2 separate regions of the Homo sapiens genome follow, and region 2 is linked to region 1. The links are chromatin loops, found by intact Hi-C in ENCODE. Cell type or tissue: Calu3. All regions are shown on one strand. Each heading gives the region's core, and the rest is flanking DNA. Links, peaks and the distances in the headings are about the cores only.

Region 1 (13,015 bases), core at 6,902-9,401:
AAGAAAGTGTAGCGCAGAAAACAGAGAGGGGAAAAAAATGAGAGTTCAGGCCGGGTGCGGTGGCTCACGCCTGTAATCCCAGCACTTTGGGAGGCCGAGGCGGGCAGATCACGAGGTCAGGAGATCGAGACCATCCTGGCTAACACAGTGAAACCCTGTCTCTACTAAAAAATACAAAAAAATTAGCCGGGCGTAGTGGCGGGCGCCTGTAGTCCCAGCTACTCGGGAGGCTGAGGCAGGAGAATGGCGTGAACCCAGGAGATGGAGCTTGCAGTGAGCTGAGATGGCGCCACTGCACTCCAGCCTGGGCGGCAGAGACAGACTCCGTCTCAAAAAAAAAAAAAAAAAAATGAGAGTTGATACCAGTGTCAGTCCTTCCGCAACCCCCAAAAAGCTCAGGACTGAAAAGCCACGCACAAGGGAAGGCAGGAATCACACTGGTGCCTAAGGGGGTTATTGGAGTCAAAGAATTGGAGTCAAAATATTGGAGTCAAAGCCCTCTGGTCACCCACACTGGTACTTTTATAAGCTCCAGAGATTAGCTGCTTTCATTTTAGGAAAAAAAACGTCATTTTTAAAAATAAAAAAGAAATGACTCCAGGTTGATCTGCAATTTCTTAACTATCTCCCTACCAGTGTGGCACCTGACAAAGCCTACCCAGGTGCCACGAGTTTTCAAGCAACATCTGACACTTTCATTCTTGTATGTGATTTGACAATCCAGGCTTATCAGACATCTGAGCAGAATTGTACCGCATGTGAGAGCTATATAAAAACATCATTAAACAAAAAACTTGACAGTTTGTTTTGTATTAAATTCTTTACCTCTCCAATATAGCAGAGGCCTCAGGCAGCTGTTTTATGCACTGAACCCAGCCCTGTGTGGAGGTGACTCACCCAAGCTCAGCTGAGCGGAGTATATTCCTCATGCATTTGGTCCGTCTACATTTGTAAGTTTGGCAAGGGAGTGAGCATTTGTTTTTATCTTCCATATGGCAGGAAAAAAAAAAAAAAAGCAGCAGCAGCAAGCCTGATGAAAGAGGGGATTAAATAAAAGGAGCTGAGATGAGCTGAGATGAGAGGTGGAAAATTAGAAAGGATCCCAGTCCATGCTGATCCCTTCCATGGAGCGGCTGTCTGCCTCCTGCTGAGACCTCCGCCTCCCGCTGAGTCCTGGAGACACCTCTGTCTGCTCTCACAGTTTCCCTGTCCTGATTAGACTAGCTCCAGTGGGAGAACAGAGATCTTTATAGACTGCCCTGGTTGGATTTTCAATTGCATCATAATTAAATTCAATCTCAGACATATGCATTAGAAACGTAGGTTTTTGTTTTTTAAATGACCAGAACCTAGCACATTACTATATACAGGGCAGGCTCTCGCTTTCTCTCGAATATGCATAATATATTAAATATTATTATAGATATTATATTATTTTAATATGTTATGTTATGATAATAGATTATTATTATGAATATTGTATTATTTTCATATATTATAATAATGGAATAACATATATTATTATAGTAATATATTTGTATATGTAACTCAGTAAGTTAAGAATGAACATTTTTATTTTCATTGGCTTCTGTTTCTCGGCCTTCTGAGGGTATCATCAATCATTAACTCTATCCCTAAAGCTTGTAGCCAGGGCAACGTAAAGGGTTCTTTTCATCCTTTTACACTTGTGGCAGCCTTTGTCACACATCGCCTCATTACGTTCACTCTGACCTGTTCTACACCTAAAACCCGGAACTGCTGCCAGTCTCCACAATGGCTCTCCCACCCACAGCTCCCTCTTGCTCGTTGGCTTTGACACAGGGCATCTGTCCCTTGGTCCTACACAGGCTGCGCTCTGGTTTCAGCTCCATCGCCTGCTCTGAGCAAAGAACTCGCTCCTTAACGACTGATAACTGGAACTTAACTCTGAAGCTCCCTAAACTCAGCTGCAGCCAGCTAGCTTCATTTCAGCCCCACCACGAGAACCAGGACAACCTTCTCTTTTTCAAATGAAGTTGGCAAAACCAACACTACTCTACCCACAAGCATGTTGTCAAGATCAAACTGAACAAGTAACTCCATGTGAATATATTTGTTTTAGATAGCATAGCATGTGATATTGGCCTGTATTGTGATACAAGTTTTAATAACACATGCTACCCTGCACAAAGTCAATCCTTTGGTGAAATTTAGTAGAGAGTGATGATTAAATGAAAGTAATGGGTCCATTTAGATCAGAAAATATTAAAATTTTGCCAAAGAAAGAAAAATTTTGCCAAAAAATATGACTATTTTCAAAAAGTTAGATCATGTTTGAAAGTGTAAAAGGTGTTCCCACCACAAGATGTTAATTTTGGCTCCATTCACGGTGAGAAAAACAATGAATCTGACATAACTTTTCTTTCTTAGGTAGTGCTGTTTGTTTCACAGTACCCTGATCTCATCCAGGTGTTTTAAAACTGACATTTTATTTCTGATTTTTTTTTTGTGCATAAGTATAGAAATAAGTTGAGCTTCCTAGAGCATACAGTATCATCTGTTATTTCTTTTTCAACTAAAGTTACAGCACTGACTCATTTATAATTTCCCGGCATTTGGCCCATCTTTAAAATTCTTAAAATTATAGCTAAAAGCCTTGCAGAGACTTTTGCCAACACCTTAAGTATCTTATTAATTGGGTTTGAAAATTATGTCTAGACTGGACATTCAATTCATTCAATTAAAATTAATGAGAATGCATAAGGCTGCTGGTTCAGAGTTGAGTTCTTGCCAACCTATCTCTAACCAAAAGTAAAATATGCTAAATTTTGGACAAAGTCCCTGTCACAATCACCGAATGATCACAGAGTGCTTCATCATTGCCAGTGACTACTCAATACCCCTTTCCACTATTTCTAAAGTTCCCATTGTCCCATGGAATTGATGAAAATCAGTAAACAGTTCTTGGCTGTAGCTTTGACACATAGTGTGGTGTATTTCAGGGTACCATGAAGCCTACGGTTGTTTTGCAGGATTAAATAGTCCTGGGCTGGCTGGAAAGACTTATTTGAAGTTGTGGAAAATAAATGTTTGAAAAAATAATTTTTAAAACCAATATTTACAGAGAAGAATTTTGAAATATTTTTATTTGTCTTATTTGATTTTCTTTAGACTCAAGCTCCACCATTTAGAAATTATTCCTCTGGTTCTAGTTGAAGACATGATTGCATTGGAAAGAAACATATTGAAAGGAAATAATTTAATTCAGACCATTAGTAAACATACTTGTAATATTATTTTATTCTTAGCTATCCAAGTAATAATGATTTTCTACTCCTGTTTGTCATAGCAACAATGTCAATGTGGGTTTCAAGAGTGTATTACATGAATTTAAAATAAGGAAAAACTGTATACCACAATATTCTTCCTCACTGGACTATAAGAAGACTTAGACATTAGGATGGTGTCTTTATATATTTTGATTTCCCTCATAGCTCTATTTCCATACTTTGTATCTGGGTTTCGCCATTCAAATATTGCTCAAATAAATAAAATGAATGACTTGGATTTGAATTTACCATTTTACCTATCAATTAAAGCACACGGTGGTAACTGTATTCCCTTCCATGAAATTTTGAATGTCACAAACTTAAAGTGCATGAAGATAGACATTTAAGACTCTATCTAGTCTTGGAGCTGACTGTATAACCAAAATGGAATAGTATGGTTGCAGTTGGGGAAATGCCATTTATCACATTAGTCTAGAATTCCTTCTGTTCTGAAACAAATACCCAGGCATTATTTTTAGCTTATATATAACTTGCAAAGAGCTGTACTTGGATACCTACCAAATAAAAAATGTTAAGTATAACCATAGAGACATTCTTTCTTATTCTGAAGAATAAAGGCATATCATCAAGGTTAAATAGAATTATGTGGTTTTAAGTAATTATGATTTAATTAGTAGAAACCAGATTTTTAGAACTAGAGGATTTTATTTCTTGGTCCTTTAAAAAATGCTGAAAAAAAGGTATTCCAAATGCTAATCAGTCTTTGTAATGGTTGGTGTAAAATCTGGTGACATAAAAGTGACCTTTGTTCCAGTCCCACCCCCATCCTAATGCACCTGGGCACCTGGAACAAAACACTCAGCTTGTGGTTCTGAGTTTCTTATTGTGAGAAGTAGGAGCCAGATTCTCTAACTTTCTATGGATTGCATTCGATGACTTTTTTGTTCTTATCCAGTTATCATGCTTATTAGCATGATATCATTTTCAACCAGTTAAATTCATTAACAAATGAAGTAAGCATGTACACTTAGCTGGATGAGAAAATGCTCATGATCCACAGCAGTGAGGCTCTTCTATGAGCATTGTTTCATCATCCCCCTTTTAGAATCACCCTCTGCTTCCACCTCCTACAGTATGAATGGGTCATTTAATGCTACCAAATTATTTTCCACTCTCCAAGGATCTGCTTTCTAGCTACCTTCTGTTATCTTTTGAAAATTTTCCATGGAAGTTACCTTCTGTTTGCCACATCATTTTTTCTCCCTAAGTCACCATTCTCTTCTAGATTTCCATGGCATTTGACGCTGTTACACATACAATCCACTGTATGCTTTCCAATACTTCATTATGTTGCGGTTTATCTACCTCTTTCTACTGTTTTAGCAATAAAACAGTCCATAATACCTTTCGTTTTTTAAATGAGACACAATAACCTGAAACTCTTACACAAGTGAATATTTTCCATGATGCTTAAAATGTGTACACCTCCCAATTTTATTTACCCGGCAAAATTTACTGAGCACTTATTCTGAGCTTGCCACTGTACAAGAGATTCTAGACAGAATGATGAGAAAATAGGCACCATCCCTGCCTTTTATGTGGCTTCCAGTCTAGTGGGAAAGACAACAACTGATAAAGTAGGCATATGATAGGTGTTTACTGATAGGTCCTTCTAAGGGAAGAGTCTCAGTTCTATGCCAGCCATCTGAAAGAGCCTGACCTAGCTGTGGGGGGGGGTTCCATTTTAGGTTGAGCAGCAGGATGTGAAAAGGAACTGTGGCAGGAAATATTTAATAACATGGTGTGTTTTAAGAATTGAAAAAAATGTATTTATATATAAAAGAAAAAACCAATAAGTTATGTGTGTATTAAAAATATGATGCTCTGAGTAATTTACTATGTAGCTGAGGTTACCGTGGGATCTGACATCCACCCATCTGTCTGTTGAGAAGACACTTTATACAGATCTCTAAAAATACCCTTGTTGAGGCATTTTCTCATCAAAATAGACATTGTCTCTCTCATATCCCATTAGTTGTGTTGGAAAGAAACATATTGAAAGGACATATCCTAATATGGACCATTAGTAAATATATTTGTAATGTTATTTTACTCTTAGCTATCCAAGTTCTTACGAATATAGACCATTAGAGTAATGAGTTACCAATGGTAGAGCCTTTGGCCTTGCAATTCCACAAATTTCAAATATTTTTATCTATCTATCTATCATCTATCTATATCTATCTATCTATCTATCTATCTATCTATCTATCTATCTATCTATCATCTCAATCAATCATCTATTTATCATATATCATATCTATCTATCATCTCAATCAATCACCCATCTATCTATTTATCATATATCATATCTGTCTATCTATCTTCTATCTATCTATCTATCTGGATATAGTTAGTGTGCTCAATGTGTGTGTGTGTTTAGGAGATTGGAAATTCTAGCATAAACAAGTAGATACATGAACTGATGGACATATGAATTAGGTATGGCTAATATCCCTAGAGCTACTAATAATGTTTAAGCATAGAAGTAGTTCTTCCTCATCAGCTGTGGAAGGCCGTTTTGAACGGGCACTCTGAGGACACAGGAGGAGATGTGGTTGTCTGGGGGAAGAGGCAATGAAAAGAACACTTTTCTTCCTAGAAAGGGCTTCTGAGGAGCACTTTCTCTGAGGAGCACTTTTTCTTTTTCTCTTCCTGAGTCAGAGAGGACTTGGCTCTCAATAATACTCATTGTGGGATGACTCTTCAGAGGGATGCAAGATGCATTGCTTCCTTCAGAGACAACAGTTATGCCATCCATGACCTCTGTTCCTTACAGAACTCCCAGGTAGGAGCTACAACATATACTGTGATTCTGAATATAAATCTCTGTCATATTGGCCAGGGTTTCTCATCAGTAAATTGTTAGTAAAATTTTCCTTCTGCATGAAAATTTGAAACTCACCTATTTAGAAATAAAATTTATCTCAAAAAGAAAAATGTATCTTGGGAGTCTTGTACTTTACAAATATAGTCAACATTATTAGTTCTGACCCACTAAATCAATCCATCAGTATTCAGGCAAAACTCTGAAAAATGTAACCATGATTTTCACAAAGTAAATAAAAATTACAATGGTGTTATAAGTAATGATCTGCTCTCTACAACCTACTGTAAACTTTTCTTTCAAAATGATCTTTCTAAACAATGTCCCCAGATGACAAAGTATGCAATAGAGTTTTTCTTACGCCAGTTTTAATTTCTGTGTATATTCCCAATTAATTATATATCCTAATATTTATGCGGCCCTCTGTCACTTGCAAAGTGCTTTCACACTTTTACGTTTATTATTATCTCATCTCAAATTAACATCACTCTTTGGTAAAAACAAGTGGGTATTATAATTCCAATTTGAGTGGTGAAGAAGAGATTCAAAGAAGTTAATTATTTGCCCAACATCAAATAAAAAGTGATTTGCAGAGCTAATAAGAGTCGTAAGTATTTACTAGTCAACAAACACATCCTGGTCCTTATGACAGGTGTGTCATATACATTCCCCTATAATGCTTGCCTCAGCCTTCGAAGGAAGATAATATTACCTCCAATTAACTATGATCACCAAGTTAACCCAGGTGAGTAAGTAGCGGAATCTAAAATTACAGTGGTGTTACAAATTAAACTAGACTAAACTAAGAGCATTTCACTGTGTGTTATAATATAGTTTTCTCTCATTCAGATTAGCTTTGCTTTTTTCATCTAATAATTTATATCGAGACATTTGTTATCATAGAAAAATTTGGGTACATATTTTTCAAGTCAAAGAATGACATATAAAATAATTTATAGTGGAGACAGTATCTTTTTAAAAAGTAATTCTTTTGAATGGTAATTTTCTATCGGATTACCAAGTTCTTCTCCCTGAAGAGAGCTTTAATAGGAGAGTCGGCATATGGCAATGTTGACTTAGGTGTTGCAACATGAAATAACTGGAAATGTTTAACTCATGTTCATACTTATTTAATTCTTTTAGACATTCCTCTTAGTGAATATTTAGATAATGGAGTAGAGAAGAAATCCTATGGAAACTTTATCATCATCATCAAATATTTATTTCTAAGCACCTCACAAAATAAAGAAGATATAACTTCTTCCTAAACCTATAAATCCGAAAAAGGGGATCTAAAGACTACACATCCAGAACGAAGTATTTTTCAAATAATTAATTAAATTTATGCTTACAAATAAAAAATCAAATAGGTTTAAAGGAATAATTAAAATTAAGAAATATTGGGGAAATATTTGAAGGTAAACTTTCTATCTAAGAGGATATGGGTCAAACTGATGTAATTGACAAATTACCATAGTAATTTTTAGGAGCTGGTTTGATAAGTTTATAGAGTAGAAACAAATGAAGCTATCTATGGTAGAAAAGAGTAGATGTTGTCTTCCTCAAAAAATTACATATTACACATATTACAGTGCCTGCTTTTTTAAAGTAAAGTGCTCAGATGTTGGGGAAAAAAAACCCATTTTTGCTATTGTTTCAGTATCTCTGAAAAGAGATTACTTCAATTTTTGGTGCTAGGATATTGATATTATCATAAGATATAGCACAGTGAACTAAAACTGGCTCATGAATTTGGGATTTTTAATTAAAAGAATGAATCAATCACCGTGGAGATTCAACCAGAGTAAAAGCTTCAAGGAATGGAATTTACATCATCTTAAATTAGGTTATTTTTCAGAGCATTACTCTTTAGGGACGTTACCTACCTTAATTCTAGTAAGCAAGAAGACAATTAAAGGTAATTTATATGTTTTTCTAATATTACTTTTGAATATTAATCCTGAAGAATTATCTAGTCTCTGACTCTCATGTACATTGCTATTTGACTCATTACTTGAAAACACTTGTATAACTCATATTAAACAATATTAGTGTTATCAATGCGGCCACAGCTCTGTAGTTATTGCTTGGCTGTGCGGACATTTTACTTCTCCATATTTCTATTGCCACTTAGTTCCGTTGAATTTGATTGTCTATTTTAAGGAACAAAAATCAACTTACATTAGGTACAGGAGTTAATGGGGTCATTCATTCACAAACTCTCAAAGAACCAAGTAATAAGTTGGTTTCCATATGTAGCACTGCCCTCTACTGGGCAAAGAAAAGTCTGATGTTATTAATGGTTTTCTAATTTCAGTACTTAAAGGCAGCTTAGTAGAAAATACTGATAGAGATATTCGAATTGAACTACCCTGATAGTTTTTTAAGGTGAAGAGCCTGATTATTATTATAGAATATGAGAATCTTAACATTTTGTAAAGACATTTTACTTCCTTTTCCTCTTGTTTTGATTAAACATGATCTTTGATTTGACCTTAGATTCTTTCGAAGCTTCAACATATGAAAAATATGGTATATTGTACTATAAACTAGTAATGTAATAATGAAATTAAAGTCAATTTGGCATTAATTCAAGGGTTTTTTATTTGAATTTGCTCTTGGTAGACATAAACAAGTATCTTTATTTTTAAAATTGTTTATAATTTATTTTGTTTATAACTTTATATTGATAATCAGTTTATATTTGGATGATAATATTTGGATGTTTGCTTTAAGGTATACCTTATGTAGGATATCAACAAGAGACTGTGAAGTGTTATCTTTTCTCATTTTCTCCTTACTCTGTTACAACGTAGGGCAGGGGTTTTAGGAAATCACACCATAACCAGACTCTGTTAATTACCGTAAAAGACAAAAGTTCAATACAAGTTTTTAGTGTGCTCATAAACATAAAATCTAAGTAATGTTGAATAACATTGGAAAACATGATTAGTTACATCAGCAAATGTAAACAGTTTGGATCAAACTGGGTAATACAATCAGCATTAGATGTCAGAACTCACGGAGATGGCAAAAACACACACACAATATTTTTCCGCATTGTTTCCATGATTTGAAATCTAATGAAGCTCACATCTTTTAAAATTTTGCATGTCATATTAATATTTGTCTCAGCCAAACTTTTACAAGATACAGAATGACAGAAGACTCGATATTATTCCCTTACAGGTATCTGTAATGATATTACATGTATTTGTCGGGGAAGAAACAAACTTTTAAGAATCAGCTGAATTAAGGTAGAATTTACACCCATCTGTGAAAACAGAGGATACATTGAAGACATTTGCCAGTTAGGCCGGGTGTGGTGGCTCAAGCCTGTAATCCCAGCACTTTGGGAGGCAGAAGGATCACTTGAGGTCAGGAGTTTGAGACCAGCCTGGCCAACATGGTGAAACCTCATCTCATTCTCAAAAATTAGCTGTGTGTGGTGGCGCACACCTGTAATTCCAGCTACTTGGGAGACTGTGGCAGGAAAATCGCTTGAACCCTGGAGGCAGAGGTTGCAGTGAGCCGAGATTGTGCCACTGCACTCCAGCCTGGGCAACAGAACGAGACTCCATCTCAAAAAAATAAATAAATAAAGTAAAGATATTCACCAGGTGGGAGCAAAGGGGATATCAGATGGCAGGGCCAACATTCTTCTCTGAAAATACTTTTTGTTGACTCTTTTTGACTAAAATATTACTCTAACCTGAAAGTGGAAGGTAATAGACACCTTTCAGTGAGGATTTTTTTCAGAAAGATTTACCAACAATTTTTTGCATAATGATGATCCAAAAGCCATATTTTTCAGTAGAACTATATTTATAAGAATTCTAAAGAGAATGAAATATTAATGGTGTCTATTTCTTTTAAAAGTGATATGGCTGGTAGGGATGCAGTAAATGCCTTGAAGTTGTACCGCCCAAAATGCCTTAAATCCTATTACTGAGCATTCTTGGGGCTATTGTGAACACTTACCTGACTTTCAATGCACATTCTAAGAATAAAAGCATCCATCATGACATTACCCCATCCAATATCCTTGATGGTTTTCTGTCATATATTGGTTAAAATCTAAAATCCCCCTTATTGGCATGAGACCCTGCAGATCTTACCTCTCTTTTCTCCTAAGCTTGATATCCACTATGCATGGCAGGTGTACCTACACAGTCACTCACATCCAGTGAACAAACCATATCAAACTCTTCTATTTCTCTAAAACAGAAATTCTTCATAGTACACAGAGAAGACATGAAAAGAATCTCATTGATCTACAATATAATGAATAGAAGATACTTAAAATGTTGTCTTCACAATCACTAACTTAAATTTAGTGGTTCTTTCCTTTATGAATGTAAGCAGACAACCATCATAAGAAGTACTTGATTCGCACAGATCACACAACCAAAAAAAAAGAAGTCCTTGCGACTTTCTCACCAATAGAAATTATCTCTATTTTTATAATATTTTGTACTTGTTGCAGATACTCAAATTGTCATTAACTGATGATTACTTTAAAATTATAGTAGGTATAAGAGCTAACATTAGAGCTATCCTAATAATCAGTAATTAAGCATAAATTTCATTACACATTTTGTAATGATTAGATAATTGTGCTTATAACTTTTTTGTCATCATATTTTTAACGTTATGGCTTATTTAGTCAATTTATAATTAATGTAATTATCAATATATACATTTTATTCTTCTATTTGCTTTCTATTTAATTTTTTAAAAATCATTTTTCTAATTTCTTGCCTTCTTTGTATTAATCAAACATATTTTTGTCATTTTCCCTACAATTATGTCAATTAAACATGATTTTAGTATTCTTTTAATAGTTACCTTGGAGATTACAATTTATGTCATTGACTTACACAGTCTATGACAAATTATTTCTTTACATGTGAAAAAACTCTAAGGAACTAAATATCACATTGATAATAACATCTCAAAAAATAAATACAGAACAAATCCAAGTAAGTTTTGAACGGCCTGTGTCTTCAGTCATATATACCTTCAATGGAATACAAACTAAAGATAAAAAGAAACAAACAGAAAATGTGGACTTTATTTAGGGAATTTTTGTTGTTCGTGTCATGAAAGTTCTAATTCTAAAATGACTTGATGTGTACAGTAGAATTAAGCAAATGAATAACTGTGTAAATATTTGGGAACCAGAGTTTTTTTCTGTGAGAGAAGAGCTTATGTATATGGACTGAGGAAAAGAGAGGGAGATCCTGGTGATGAATTGCACCAAAGTTTTGTTTTTGTTGTTTAACCATAATTTTCTAATTGTTAGGGTGAAGTGACAGTCATCCTAGATTTGTTCATCCTATGTATTAGTTTGTTTTCACACTGCTATGAAGAACTATCTAAGACTGGGTAATTTATAAACTAAAGAGGTTTAATGACTCACAATTCCACATGGCCGGGGAGGCCTCAGGATACTTATAATCATGGCAGAAAGCAAAGGGTAAGCAAGGCATATCTTACATGCTGGTGAGCGGTGGGGGGAAGTGTCACACTTCTAAACCATCAGCTCTACTGAGAACTCACTCACTACATGAGAACAGCATGGGGGAAACTGGCCCCATGATCCAATCACCTCCCACCAGGTCCCTCCCTTGACACATGGAGATTACAATTTGAGATGAGATTTGGGTGGGGACACAGAGCCAAACTCTATAATTCTGTCCCTGGCCCCTCCCAAATCTCATTTTTTTTTCACATTTCAAAACTAATCATGCTTTCCCAGCAGTCTCCCAAAGTCTCAACTCATTCTAGCATTAACTCAAAAGGTCAAGTCCAAAGTCTTATCTGAGACAAGGCAAGTCCCTTCTGCCTATAAACCTGTGAAACAAAAAGCAAATTAGTTACTTCCAAGATTAAATGTGGGTACAGGCGTTAGGTAAATACTTCCATTCCAAATGGGAGAAATTGGCTGAAACAAAGGGGCCACAAGGCTTCATGCAAGCCCCAAACCTGACAGGGTAGTCATTTAATCTTAAAGCTCTAAAGTAACATCTTTTGACTCCATGTTTCACAACCAGGGCAAGAGATGGGTTTGAATGGCCTTAGGCAACATCACTGCTGTGGCTCTGCAGAGTACAGCTCCTGCAACGTCTTTTGGGGGCTGGCATTGAGTGCCTGAGGCTTTTCCAGGCACAAGGTCCAAGGTGTCAGTGGTTTTACCCATTCTGGGGTCTGGAGGATGGTGGCCCTCTTCTCACAGCTCCACTAGGCAGTGCCCCAGTGGAGACTTTTTGTGGGGGCTCCAACCCCACATTCCCCCTTTGCATTAAGGTTCTCCATGAGGGCTCCACTCCTGCAACAGACTTCTGCCTAGACATCCAGGCATTTTCATACATCCTCTGAAATACAGGCTGAGACTTCCAAAGCCCAACTCTTGTGTTCTGTGTACAGGCTCAACATCACATGGAAGCCATGAGTGCTTGGGGCTTGTACCCTCTGAAGCAATGGCCCAAGCTGTACCTTGGCCGCTTTTACCCGTGGCTGGAGCTGGAGCAGCTAGGAAACAGGGCACCATATTCCAAGGCTGCACAGAGCAGCAGGGCCCTGGGCCTAGCTCATGAAACCATTTTTCCCTTCTAGGTCTCTGGGCCTGTGATTGGAGGGGTTGCCATGAAGATGCCAGAAATGCCCTGGAGACATTTTCCCCATTATCTTGGCTATCAACATACATCTCCTCATTACTTATGCAAATTTCTGCAGCTGATAGTTTGAATTTCTCTTCAGAAAATGGGATTTTCTTTACTACTGCATGGTCAGGCTGCAAATTTTCCAAACTTTTTTATTATGCTTCCCTTTTAAACATAAGTTCCAATTTCAGATT
Region 2 (13,015 bases), core at 4,021-6,520, 300 kb before region 1:
GGCATCCTAATAAACTAATATGTGTTTGTAAAATGTGTGTTATTATATGCATACATTCCATTACAACACTGAGAGCTAACTGTCTTCATTTTATCAGATAATTAAAATCAGTTTCAGAAATGTTACATAACCAAGGCCGTTCAGTAAGAAAATGCTGGAGGAATCTGAAGTAAGTCTACTGATTCCAAATGTATCACTTTTTCCATCATGCAGAATATTAGCCCACACTCTATGGCCACTTATGAATCAGTCCTTAAAACAAGATGGCATACTTCTCCTTCAGAAGCGAGTGTCACGTAGCTTACTCTGTGTCATGGCAGAAGCCATGAAAATTACCTTATCCTTAAAATAGATTACAGCCCAGTAGTACTGAGTGACTTTCCCCCTAATTAACAAAGATAATCAGATGTCCCACCTCAAGTCCTTACCTAGACTTGTGGTGGAGACAATGGTTCCTAACGCTACATAATAAATTGTCTGTTGTTATAGATACTACATATTTACAAAGTATGGATATCTCAGACCACAGAGGAAAGATTCTTAGCAGGAACAACAACAACAAAACTATATTTAAATGTTGTCAAGATTAAAAAATAATATGCAATATTTATCCTTAGCGATGAAATACTAATAAGTAGATTTTACTAGCTAACAAGTTATATGTCAGAGTTTAACAACATCTATGATTTGGAGAAGACCTTAGTTCATTTAGTTAAATCTTCACTCTAATTTAAGTCCCTCACAGATATTCATTCAGATTCTCCTTGCTTAATTCTAACATCTAGGACTTCGCTACTTCTCTCTTTGAATTTGTGGGTAGCTCTGACATATACACACACACACACACACACACACACACACACACACACACACACCACAGATCCTTTCCAACTTTTTTCGTACCCTAGTATCCTATGTTTCATATGGTAGTTAGAAAAGGATAATATATTTTGAGCATGCTGTGCAAGGCAATGGACGAAGCCAGTGCAAAGAGCTTACCCAGCCACACCCCAGGCTAAAAAGAATTGCATCTCAGCACATTTACTGACAAGCGATGGTACATCTCTGTGCTGCCACCCACTGGTCAAAAGGTCTGTCATTGATTACTGTTTGTCAGTGAATTTCCCAAAGAGACAGCAGCAACTGGCCGTACTTGAGAGTACTTCCCTAAATTTGTCATTTGCTGGCATCTTTGAGACCATTTTTTCCATTAAAAAAAAGTCTACCTTATGAACACATCCCAGAGGCAGATCTGCAGTGAAACTTGCCATTGTCACTAGCAATGTAAACCCCAAACCTATTTGTTCCTTCCAAATATATGGGGGGCTACTTAAGTCTTTGAGTTATTCCTTTCAGGCTTAAAGTTCCTCAAGTTTGTAACTGAGATTCATATCTGGCACAAGACAGAGACCTGCCTCTCCTAAATTTTGACGCTTTATCCTAAGCTCTTCTCAGTTGTACAACAGTTATTGAACAAAAGTTTGGTTCTTCTTTTGCATAACCATATTTGAAGACAGCTCCTACAGCCCCCCTTCCTGTCTCACCCGACCACCCACAATTTGCAAGCCAAGCATCATTGATTTTCCCACCTGCAACATATGTAACTTGGTTTCTATATTCTTCACAGGTGTGGGTATGCTGCCGCGACTCATGTTTGGGAGCTTATTTTGTCTACTGACTAAATATATTGCTAATATTTTTAAATATAATATTTACATATTTTAAAATGTGTTGTTGGTCTGCCATGGAATTTTTTTGATGTTCTTAGGCTCTGGTCTAGCAGTTCATTTCAGTGTTACCTCAGCTCACTATTCTGCCTATAGTCAAAAAAGTCAGAAAACATCAAGTGTTGGCAAGGATGTGAAGATATTGTAATCCTCATAAAATACAGAAACAGCCTGGCGGTTCTTCAGAATGTTAACCTAGTGTTGTCATGTGACCCAGCATTTCCACTCTTAGGTTTTTATTACCCAAGGGAAATAAAAACATATGTCCACACAAACTTGTACACAAATATTCACAGCAACACTATTCCCAATAGACAACAAGTGAACACAACCCAAATGGCCATCAATGAATGACTGCATAAATGAAATGAGGTGTATCCATACAGTGGAATATTATTTGGCAGTAAAAAGTAATGAAATCCCGATGCATGCCACAACATGAATGAAACTTGAAACATTATGATAAGCAATATAAGCCCTTTAGAAAAGACCATATATTTATAATTCCATTTACATAAAACAATCAGAATAAGAAAATCTGCAGAAGCAGAAAGTATAATAGTGGTTTCCTGGAGTGACTGTGACTATACCAAAACCACATAAAAAAGGGAACAGTATGGTATGTGAGTAAATCTCAATAAGCTGTTTTTTTTTAAATTCACCCCAGGCTACATAGAATCGTAAGACTTAGAAGTAGAGAAAATGGTCTAACATGACTGATTTTTTATAAACATGGAAAAAATGAGTGAATTGGTTATCTACTGCTGTGTAACAAACCACCTCAAGATTTACTGACTTGAAATTACAACCACCATCTGCTTTGGTCCTCTATCTCCAAATATCAATGAGGACAGATGGCCTCTGCTTCACACAGCATTAGCTGGGGCTCGGGGCTCCACTGCTGATGGCTCACTGGAAAGGTTGCTAAGTCAGTGCTGGCATCAGCCAGGAGTTCAGATGGTGCTGCATGCCTGGAGACTGCGTGCCTGTCCACATGGCCTCTTTACAAGTGTCTTGAGCATGTTCACCTCATGGTGACTGGTTTCTAAGAATGAGCATCTCAGAAGAACTAGGCAGGAGGTCTACTTCCCTGTAGCCCTGGTCACATGCATTCCCTTCCACCATAGTCCTAAGCCTAACTGGAATGAAGAAGAGGAAATATGGAGCTCGTCTATCAACGGGAGAGGATCAGATTCTCATCACAAGAAGGATGGGAGACATAGGAAATTGTGATCTAGCACTCTGAAACAAGACAACTTACCATAGTGAGTTTTAGGCTAAGTTTATTGTCACAATTCCCCTGTTTACTTCGCCTTCCTGCAATCTTTATTTGTGGTCCACATTTCTAACAAAACCACCTATTTACTCACTTCCTGTGTTGATGAAAAATATATTCATATTTTACATTTTAGTGAGGTAGCTTTCAATAATAGACTGCTTTAAGACACCATTTTCACAGAGTTTTCTCCTAAGAAGATGCTGAAAAGTAAACCCTCACATGAGCCAGGGACAAGAATGAAGAATTTGCTATAACAGTACTTAAATTTTTCAACACAAATCCTCCCAGCATTTTCTTCTATGAAGATTCTATTTCCCGTAAACTGAAGAGAAGACTGAAATTAATGGTTACACAGTTGCAGGTAAGTATGCTTTTTGTCTCTCTTGGAACCATCTACACAAATGTGCTCAAAAGGAAATGTGCTAAAATAAAAAAGTGCCAACAATAAAAGAACTACTCATATACAACACTGTATAAGTCCATTCTCATGCTGCTATGAAGAAATACCTGAGACTAGGTAATTTATAAACGAAAGAGGTTTAACTGACTCCCAGTTCCACAGGGCCTGGGAGGCCTCAGAAAACTTACAATCATGGTAGAAGGGGAAGCAAACATGTCCTTCTTCACATGGTGGTAGGAAGGAGAAGAATGACCAAAGGTGGGGGCGGAAAGCCCCTTATAAAACCATCAAATCTTGTGAGAACTCACTCACTATCACAACAACAGCAGGAGGGTAATTGCCCCCATGACTCAATTACCTCCTACCAGGTCCCTCCCATGACACATGGGGATTATGGGAACTACAATTTGAGATGACATTTCGGTGAGGACACAGCCAAACCATATCAAACACATATGACATGCCACCATTAAACATAAAAATAAATAGTAAACACAAAAAATTACTTCAAAATCTGTAATGATTAAAACATTTTAATATGACAACATCAAGAGTTTCATCAAGCACAAATATGTGAAAAATCTCCCAAACACAAAAAGCATACAAAATAAGCACTAAAACAAATAATTGGATTTTTCTGAGACTCTGGGGAACAGCATGCTTTCAAACAGCAGTTAAAAATCACTGAAGATTTTCAACAAATATGATAAACTTGGCATAATTGTATACAAACAAAAATAATTAAGTGTATTTTTATGTTTTTTATGTGTAAAGTTGCTGATTCATGTACTAATATGGTAGGTTTTTTTTCCTCTTAACTAAAACAAGGTACACAGTCTAGTTTCAAAAAAAAAGACAAAGACACATTTTATTAATGAAGGATATAGTTGAGTAAATAAGCCTCATATTAAACTGAAAATATCTCATTCCACCTGATTAAATGAGTTTTGATTGAGGTTGTTTATAGAAAAAATTGCAATTTGGGGGCCTAGGATTCATCAGTCAATGGGCACATTCTGAAGCGATATGCAGGCAGCCCAAATGGAAGATCTAGACCCAATACAACCATTAAAGTAAGGGAAAAAGCATATGATCAATGTAACACTGGAAATGAGACCCCTGCACCATAAAAGTGACTAAGGACTTTTACCACAATTAAGCAACGCATTTACTTTTGTGCTAAAATAAAATGGAAAAAGACAGTAAGTTCATTCCTAAGTCATACTCTCAATACAAATATACTAAACACCTCCTCCATGGCTGGCACTGCTCCAAGAGCTGGTGACCCAACAGTAAGGAGGGGAGACAAGGCCACATCCCCATCCAATAAGCTTAGGTGAGAGTTAGAAAAATATTACAGTTATTGGGCCGGGCGTGGTGGCTCATGTCTGTAATTCCAGCAGTTTGGGAGGCCGAGGTGGGCAGATTACAAGGTCAGGAGATCGAGACATTCCTGGCTAGCACAGTGAAACCCTGTCTCTACTAAAGATACAAAAAATTAGCCGGGCGTAGTGGCGGGCACCTGTAGTCCCAGCTGCTCGGGAGCTGTGGCAGAAGAATGGTGTGAACCCGGGAGGCGGACCTTGCAGCGAGCTGAGATCACACCACTGCACTCCAGCCTGGGCGACAGAGCAAGGCTTCATTTCAAAAAAAAAAAAAGTATTACAGTTATGCAGTTATTAATTATTACCAGTAGTAAGAGTAATATGTCTATTACTGAAACGGTTCATTTATATTAGATCAGTTGACTATAGTTAACTATTGAAAGGTTTTCAATGTCAGTAAACAAACCAGTAAAGCTCCTAGTATGGTAATTTCTTATCTTGGGTCTCCATAAAGACAGAGTCACCAAATCACTGCAGCATTATTCAAGCCGTGTTCTTGGGGGGCATTCCAGTGGAGGGATGAGGTGTTGTTTTCAATATGAGCAGAGCTCTCAAAAGTGAGAGGATTTACACTCTAGATGATTCATTTGAAGAATAAATTGCCTCTGGCTTTTGACAGGAGGTCTCTATTAGGCAATTTCAGGTCTCTGAACAGTATCTCAAGTGTGTGGTATTATTTAACAAAATAATTTAATAAAAGTGGCTGTTTTGTTAATAGGTGGGCTGGATTCCAAGCTTATCTATTTCGGTGGAGGGTTTCTCCTCTGTTGTGGAGGTGGTGGGCATGGGTGCTGGCCAACAGTGCTACAGTGGTATTTCAAAAGTTCTGAATCAAATAAAAGACTTAAACACCTTTGGTTGATATCCCAGAGTTCTACTTTTCAGAATAGAAGATACGGCAGTGTCAAAACTATATGTGGAATTGTTTGTGATTTCCTATAAAAACTATGGACTAGACTTTTATGTAATTTTAATTTTTAATTTGAGCATAATTTCTTTATCACTCCAAGATGTGTAACTTGCGAAAATGCATCCCCAAATGACTAAATCTATTGACTTGGGGAATGAAGCTATTTAGCAATGTCTCCCTAGATGTTGAAGATTACCTGTCAAAAGTGATTTTTTTTTTTGCCTTATTGATATTGAGTTGTTCTTTCTCACAGTAATTAGGCAAGTGGCCCAGCTGCTTCCTGAGGCTATGAGTAGAATATGAAAGTCAGAACTTGTCCTTAGTGAAAAAGGAGGATGCTAATCTTCACTTTTCCATGGGAGGCCACAGAGCCAGCTCATTTAGAGCCCAGGGCATGAACTTGCACGTGCGTTTTATGATTGCAGCCCAGTGACAGCAACTTGAACATGATCGATGGGCTGCCTCAGGCATGTTTACCTGTGTCACTGATGCATGCTAGAGATAACTCCAGTCCAGGCCACTGATGCCCAGCAACAGAAATTTTCAACTAAAGTAAGAATGTGTCTAACCCACAGTATTCCCTTCCTGTCACATTTTCTCTACAGATACAATTAACTAAAAAATAAGGTATAGTTGTTCCTTAAATTATTTGTATTTGGGTTATTAGTGATTCCTTTTAAAAATACATTGCGGATCAAATTAAATATATTGCAGATCAAATTAATGTATAAATTTCCCTATTCTCTTCTCCTCGTTAAATAAGAGACTGGCAGAGAATACTATCTAACTTGACCTTAGCAAAACCTTGGTCATAGAAAAATATTTTTCTTCAGAAAAATATCAGACAACACATTGTAGGCCTATTATTTTATCTAAATGATGAGGTTGTGTAGTGTAGTGGGGGGGAAAAGCACTGAATTTGAAGTAAAACATAAAGTCTCAGTTTCTTGATCATAAAACATATTGAGCAAAATAATCATTAGAGGAAAAATATATGATTTAATTATATATCTGAGGAAATGTTTCACATGTACATTTTATAGAAATACATGTTTTACAAAAATATGTAAATTAAAGGAATTTATTGTCTGTTCTTTTTAAAAAACGTTTTTGAGATACTATTGAACATTGTTTCCTTGCTCTAAAATAATTCCTGTGTTTTTCTTGACTATTCCTACTATATCTGGTTCCATTTCTCTGAAAAAATCAACATTTTTCCCATGAGCTTCCTCTAGAATATTCTATGGGTTAATTTCTTGCTTTGTGCAAACCATGCACAGCGCACTGACTATTTTACCCCAGGAGCCCCTGCTTTGTTGGCCTGCCAGTGGCCCTTTTCAGTAATTAATGATGACATATTTTCCAAGCGAATTTTTAAGAGTCTTGAATCTTTTTTTTTCAAACCTTTGCTCCAGGCAGTGTCTGTCAAAGCAGACCCAATGATTAATGTACAAGGAAGTGTGACATGTCACTTCTTTTCATACTGTGAAAATGGAATCAATCTAAGATCAACAAAGGTAAAAATGTGAAATACAATTATATTAAATAATTCACAGTGAATCTATATCACATACTCATTAGAAACATGTTTGAAATAATATTAAATGATATGAAAAAATACTCCTCATAGAAGGTTAAATGTACAAAGAAGAATAAAATATTTATAAAGCAAAATGAAAATTTTGTACAGATAATCTTATATTCATATAAAAAGTCTGGAAGGAAATCTCCCTAAATATTTGCAGCTACCTCTGTTTGTGGTGAATTTTCAAAATAAAAAAAACCCAATTCATTTATTTTTCCTATCTAATGTTTTAAACTTTTACACAACATGCATGAATTACGCCTTTATAGTGGAAAATTCATAAAAATTACTAAAACACCACATTTTACATATTCAGTATGATTTTACATATGAATATTTAACAATGAGTTGTAGTAATAAATATGACAGAAGCGTTAGAAGCACTATATTGTCATGTTACAAAACCCCACATACTAAAGGCTTATTTTCTAATCTAGCATATAACACCCTAGTCTCTTTTTTTCCCTTGATAGCTCCAGTGCTCTGTAAACCCAACAACTAACACTATTAAATAGAACAGAGCATAAAACAATCAAATGAGTTAATTCTTGGAATGGAGTTTGAAATTATCAAAAGGACAGATAGGTATATAAGTGTCCTGAGAAGAGTTATAAACTGAAACTAAGGAAAATATTAAGTTTCAGGGGGAAAAGTCAAAATAACTTAGAGTAACTAACAGAATACACATAAGAGAGCATCAGGAAGCAGGGGTGGAGAGACAGAGATGATCTATCCAGAGTTCTAGAATTATTCACCCATAACTGGAACTCCCAGCACACATTCCCAAGACTTGAATAAGTAGTTTATGATTTGTTTCTCCTTGATTTATAGTTTTATTTATCATTTTTCTGATGCACAGGGTTAACAAGTAAACAAATACACTTCAAATGCAGGTGGTCCCATCAATCTCATGCTACCTGAGCATCCCTTTCCTTCATACATGAACTTCATAACTTTACATACACACTCATTTTCTTTCTTTACCCTCCTGGAACTCTAAACACCCCATCTGGTCAATCTATCTACAATCCTTCCATCCTGTACGTATGAAACTCACAAGGCTTTCTGATCCTTGCTCCCCCTTCCTTGTTATAAACCATATCATGTGTCATGACCCAGTTCCACGGACTCCTAGCTTGCACCTTTATCTCTCAATTCACAGCTTCAAACAGATGATCACTATTCCTAATACAGCTGAGTTTCTGCAACAAAAGTTAAAGGAAATGCATGCTTTTTTTTTCATTTCTAATCCACCCTGGCTTGAAACAAGAAATAAAAATTCAGCAATCACGTAATTCTCACTTAAATTTTGATATGTGGAGAAAGTTCAACTGGTAGCACTATGCTATGGATAATTCTTCCCTTCTCTGACTAAACGAATATAAACTTCACTGGTCTTTGCAGATAATCCTCTATCTTCTTGACCTTTCCTAAGGTGTTATAACTTCTGCTTTTTCTTGGATGATAATTTTGTCATTAATTTCATAAAATGCTTTCCCAAAATACCATCCGAAATTTGATTAATAGTTATAGGTCATTTCCCTAACAACACATTGTGTTATCAGAAATTATTGTTGCACATTATAGTAACACCAATAATGCTGAAAGATTTAGCAACGATATGTGGCACTGGAAGAAAACTAATTAAGGGAGTATTTTATAATGAACTTCTTCCAAATAGTATTCTTGTTATATATAGAGTTAAGTTACTTTTGAAATTCTAAATGTAGAAGCTGAATAAAAAGGAAGGCATGCTATCCTCACAAGAGATGATGTAAAAGATCTAGTTTCTTTAGATTTTAAATGAATCTTTTTAAATTCTTCCTTGTGGCTTCATATGACACAACATATATAAAGTACTCAGTGTCGTGGTTTGCCCCATAGTGAAAGCCCAGAAATGTCAGCTGGGCACGGTGGCTCACGCCTGTAATCCCAGCACTTTGGGAGGCCGAGGCTGGTGGGTCATGAGGTCAGGAGTTTGAGACCAGCTCGACCAACATGGTGAAACCTGTCTCTACTGAAAAAAAAAAAATAGCCAGGCGTGGTGGCGCATGCCTGTAATCCCAGCTATTCAGGAGGCTGGGGCAGGAGAATCACTTGAACCTGGGAGGTGGAGGTGGAAGAGGTTATGGTGAGCCAAGATCGCACCACCGCACTCTAGCCTGGGCGACAGAGCGACACTCCATCTCAAAAACAAAACAAAACAAACCCACAGAAATGTCTTACTCTTACTTTCCTATATTTTGTACAATAAGAAAAACTAAAAGGAAGAGAATGTCTGTTTTGCTACCTTTGAATCACCAATATCCTAAATAATGGTACTCAAAAAATCCTCTAAAATCAAGAATACGGTTTATAATGATTGTGAAACTAAAAGAACAATGAAAATTAGTGTAACAATAGAGTATCTGGAGTTACAAATGCTCTCAATTTCAAGTTTATTTTTAGTCTGTAAAAATCATCTGGGGTTTGATAATATATTGACTAAAGAGTTTCCTGAAATTTTCATCTATATTTTTTTCTATTTTAAAACTCTTTACATATGGTTGTCTTATATTTTTAACTCCACTGCTAACTACTTGAAGGCCAATTCAGATAAAAATTTTAAGAAACAACTTAGCTTTCACTCTACAGATAATATTCTAGACTTGAGGAAAAAAATAAGGAACCTTTAAGAATGATTTAGGATACAAATCCCCTAATGAAGGATAAGATTGGTTGTTTGCATCAGGACATCCCCAAAAAGCTCATGGAATCTGCTGCTTTTTGATTTATGCTTTCACCTAGGCAGATGCTGCACGTGGGACCTAATTCCCAGCTTCTGACTTGGGCACCTGGGGCTTCTCTATCTCAAGTTTCCAGAACACATTTGCATCCCTCCCCAAATTACTTATGTGCCACCAAAAAAAAAAAAAGTCATCTTTGCTGCCCCAAAATGAATAATACATTTTTTAATTCCTCAGAAAAAAAACTTTTCACAGTGATATAGTTTGGCTGTGTCCCCACCCAAATCCCCTATGTCTTCAGTCTGTTTCCACCTCCATCTAACTGTAAAACACAAATGCTAATCAATATTAATAGTTTGATTTGTTTCCTTCTATACTTTTCTAGATGCTCATAAATATGTATAAACCAAAAACATATCTAATGTTCTGAGTTTTTAAAAACAGGATAATACCATACTATGTAATTTCCTTTCTAAAATTCTCATGGATTTTTTCCCCAAAGATTAAACATATAGCCCCAACTCATTTTTACTAATGACTGCATAATATTTATAGAAAGAATATAACATTTTCAACTCTTCACCAAGCCATCCGTATTTTTGGCTATTTCAAATAATTTTATAATAAATTTCGACACACATAAAATCTTACCTATTTAGTCACTAATTTCTACAGAATATATATCTAAATGACTAAATCAATGGTTATTGAACATTTTAAATGTCAATGCATAGAAACAAATCATTTTACCAAAAAATTATAGCAATTTATATTCCCATTTGGAGTGAAAAAGAATGTGGATTCCTCCAAGCCTTAACTCTTACCTAGCATACAATATAAACTACTTTTCAACAGCTGTCTACCTGGTAGATTAAAAATTAGTTTTATTTTCACTTAAAATTGTATGTCCCCAATGGGTGCATTAGAGTGGACATTTCTAAACATTCATTACTTGCTTGCATCTTTCTTCTGTTTATATCTTTTGCCTAGTTTTGTATTCGTTTATTTCTCTTTTTCTCACCAACATTAGGAAGTCTTCATATATTAATTTTATCAACATGTTATTATACTTGTGGCACATATTTTCTCTTGGACTATTTTTCTTTGCTATTTTGAGTTGTGTCTTGCTATTACTAGTAGTATTCATATTGTGAAACTCATCGACCACTTATGTATGGCTTCTGGACTTCCTCTCTTGTTTAAAACTTTGCTTACCTTTAGTTTACAAAGCTCCTTCCCCAGAGTTTCTTCTAATATGTTGATGGTTTTATTTTTACAGTTACCATTTTTTTCCCTGTGAGATTTATTTCTCTTTATGCTGTAAGTTAACAGTTCTAATTTTCTTCCAGATGTCGAGTCAGTTATGACAACACCACGTAAGCCTCTTCTTTGTAATGAATTGAAACACGAACTTTAAGTGAATAGGCATATATGTATATTTGAATCTGTTTTGAACCCTCAGTTATGTTTTACACAGAGACCATTCTTTTTTGGGCCCATTGGGTACTACTGTGATTGGTAAGATTGGTAAGATAAAATCTCTCAAAACTTTCCTTGCATTCTCATATATTTATACTTCCACCGGTCTTTAAAATAGTTTGATCCAGTTTGCCAAAGAAACAAACAACCAGCCACAGGCTTCTGATTACAGCTGCCTAAATTTTATATCCTAATTTGGGAGACAGTAGTATTGTGATGATACTAAGCTTTTCAACAGAGGAGCATGCCATGCCTTTTTATTCATTCTGAATTACTTTATGTCCTTGTGATAAAACAATTTTCAGCAGACAGGTCTTGCCTTTTTGTTACATTTGTTCTTTCTGCTTTAAATTTTCTTACTACTCAGAAGTTAGTAGCCTAGCAAGACTTCCAGATCACACATGAATAAGAAAGCACGACATAACCCAACCATAACAAGGTAGTGTATTGAGGATGGGGAGTGGTATTAACCCCCTTGGTGGTCCCTTTTTCCATTTCCCCTAAAACATAATCAGAAAACTCTCAAGAGTGAGCTTTGGAAAGCAAACTAATCAAGGAGCACAGCCTAAAGCTCAACCCAATTTCCTGCTTACTGACTATTTTCACAAACTAGAGTATCCACTCAATCTATTCAACTCTCCCTTGAGTACCTACTTAGCTGAACACTTCCTGACCAGATGGCACACTTTTGACTGATAGCATCATTGATCCCTTCGGTCAGTGGGTTGACTGTTTAGGTGGTTTCCCACTCTTACCTAAATCAGTTTCCACTCATGAAACAGAATCAGTTTCCTCTAGAGCCCTTCTTCTTTTTGAATAGCGTTACTATTCTTAATTGCTCCCATTTTAGGCTCTCGCTCTGCTGAGATGTTCCTGGAGTCAGGTAAGTTGCCAATTCAGCATCACCAAATCACATAACCCAAACGCGGCAGGCTTTTTTACTTAAAATTTTAAAAACCGTTATACTTTCTAGCACATGTTTAGAAGAAGCAGTAACTAAAAGAATCTTGATCGTCCAGCTCTCTTTATTTACTACTTTTTTATTTACAAGAAACATGACTTTTATAAAGTGACGTTTTAAATCTAAGGTTCAGATTTTATTTACTTATGCATTTTTTGGCAAAGTAACATTGGAGGAAGAATCGTTCAGACTTTCATTAGTTCGAGAAGGAAATTTTAGACTACATCCTTCCAGATCCATCTCAGAAAACACTGGAAAAACCAATTTGCCTTGACTTTGATGTGATATTCATTTACTGTCATATATATTTTTAACCTCCCGGATATATTTTAATTTTTCATTAGATTTTATCTTTTCTAAGACTAATTATTTCACTTTGTATGTTTAATAGTATTAAATGTCAGGTCCATCAATTAATCTGCCAAAACTTCACCCATAGGAAATTTTGATTATAAAGTTGTTTTTCTTCCCCTATAAAATATCTTTTCAAGGAAGGCTGCCCAAAACATGGAGTCAAAAGGAATTATAACCATATTACAATATTATTTATATAATAAATACCA

The links. Peaks named below come from ENCODE experiments on the same cell type or tissue, not always from the same donor. Only the 100,000 strongest peaks of a DNase experiment are listed, where the experiment ranks them.
Region 2: it touches region 1 in a loop (6-fold over the local background); 2 of 110 quality-filtered maps call a loop at or near these places.

Annotation. Positions count from the first base shown.
Region 1 is chr5:12,015,409-12,028,423 of GRCh38, forward strand. No RefSeq gene overlaps it. Among named protein-coding and RNA genes, the nearest start is that of CTNND2, 120 kb to the left of the region's middle. In Calu3, for the core only: a CTCF peak has its summit at 8,342; a DNase peak (open chromatin) is centred at 8,423.
Region 2 is chr5:11,719,003-11,732,017 of GRCh38, forward strand. The region is part of intron 2 of CTNND2 (catenin delta 2); the gene reads right to left. Among named protein-coding and RNA genes, the nearest start is that of CTNND2, 180 kb to the right of the region's middle. In Calu3, for the core only: no CTCF peak of the experiment used is centred there; DNase peaks (open chromatin) are centred at 4,699, 4,969 and 6,149.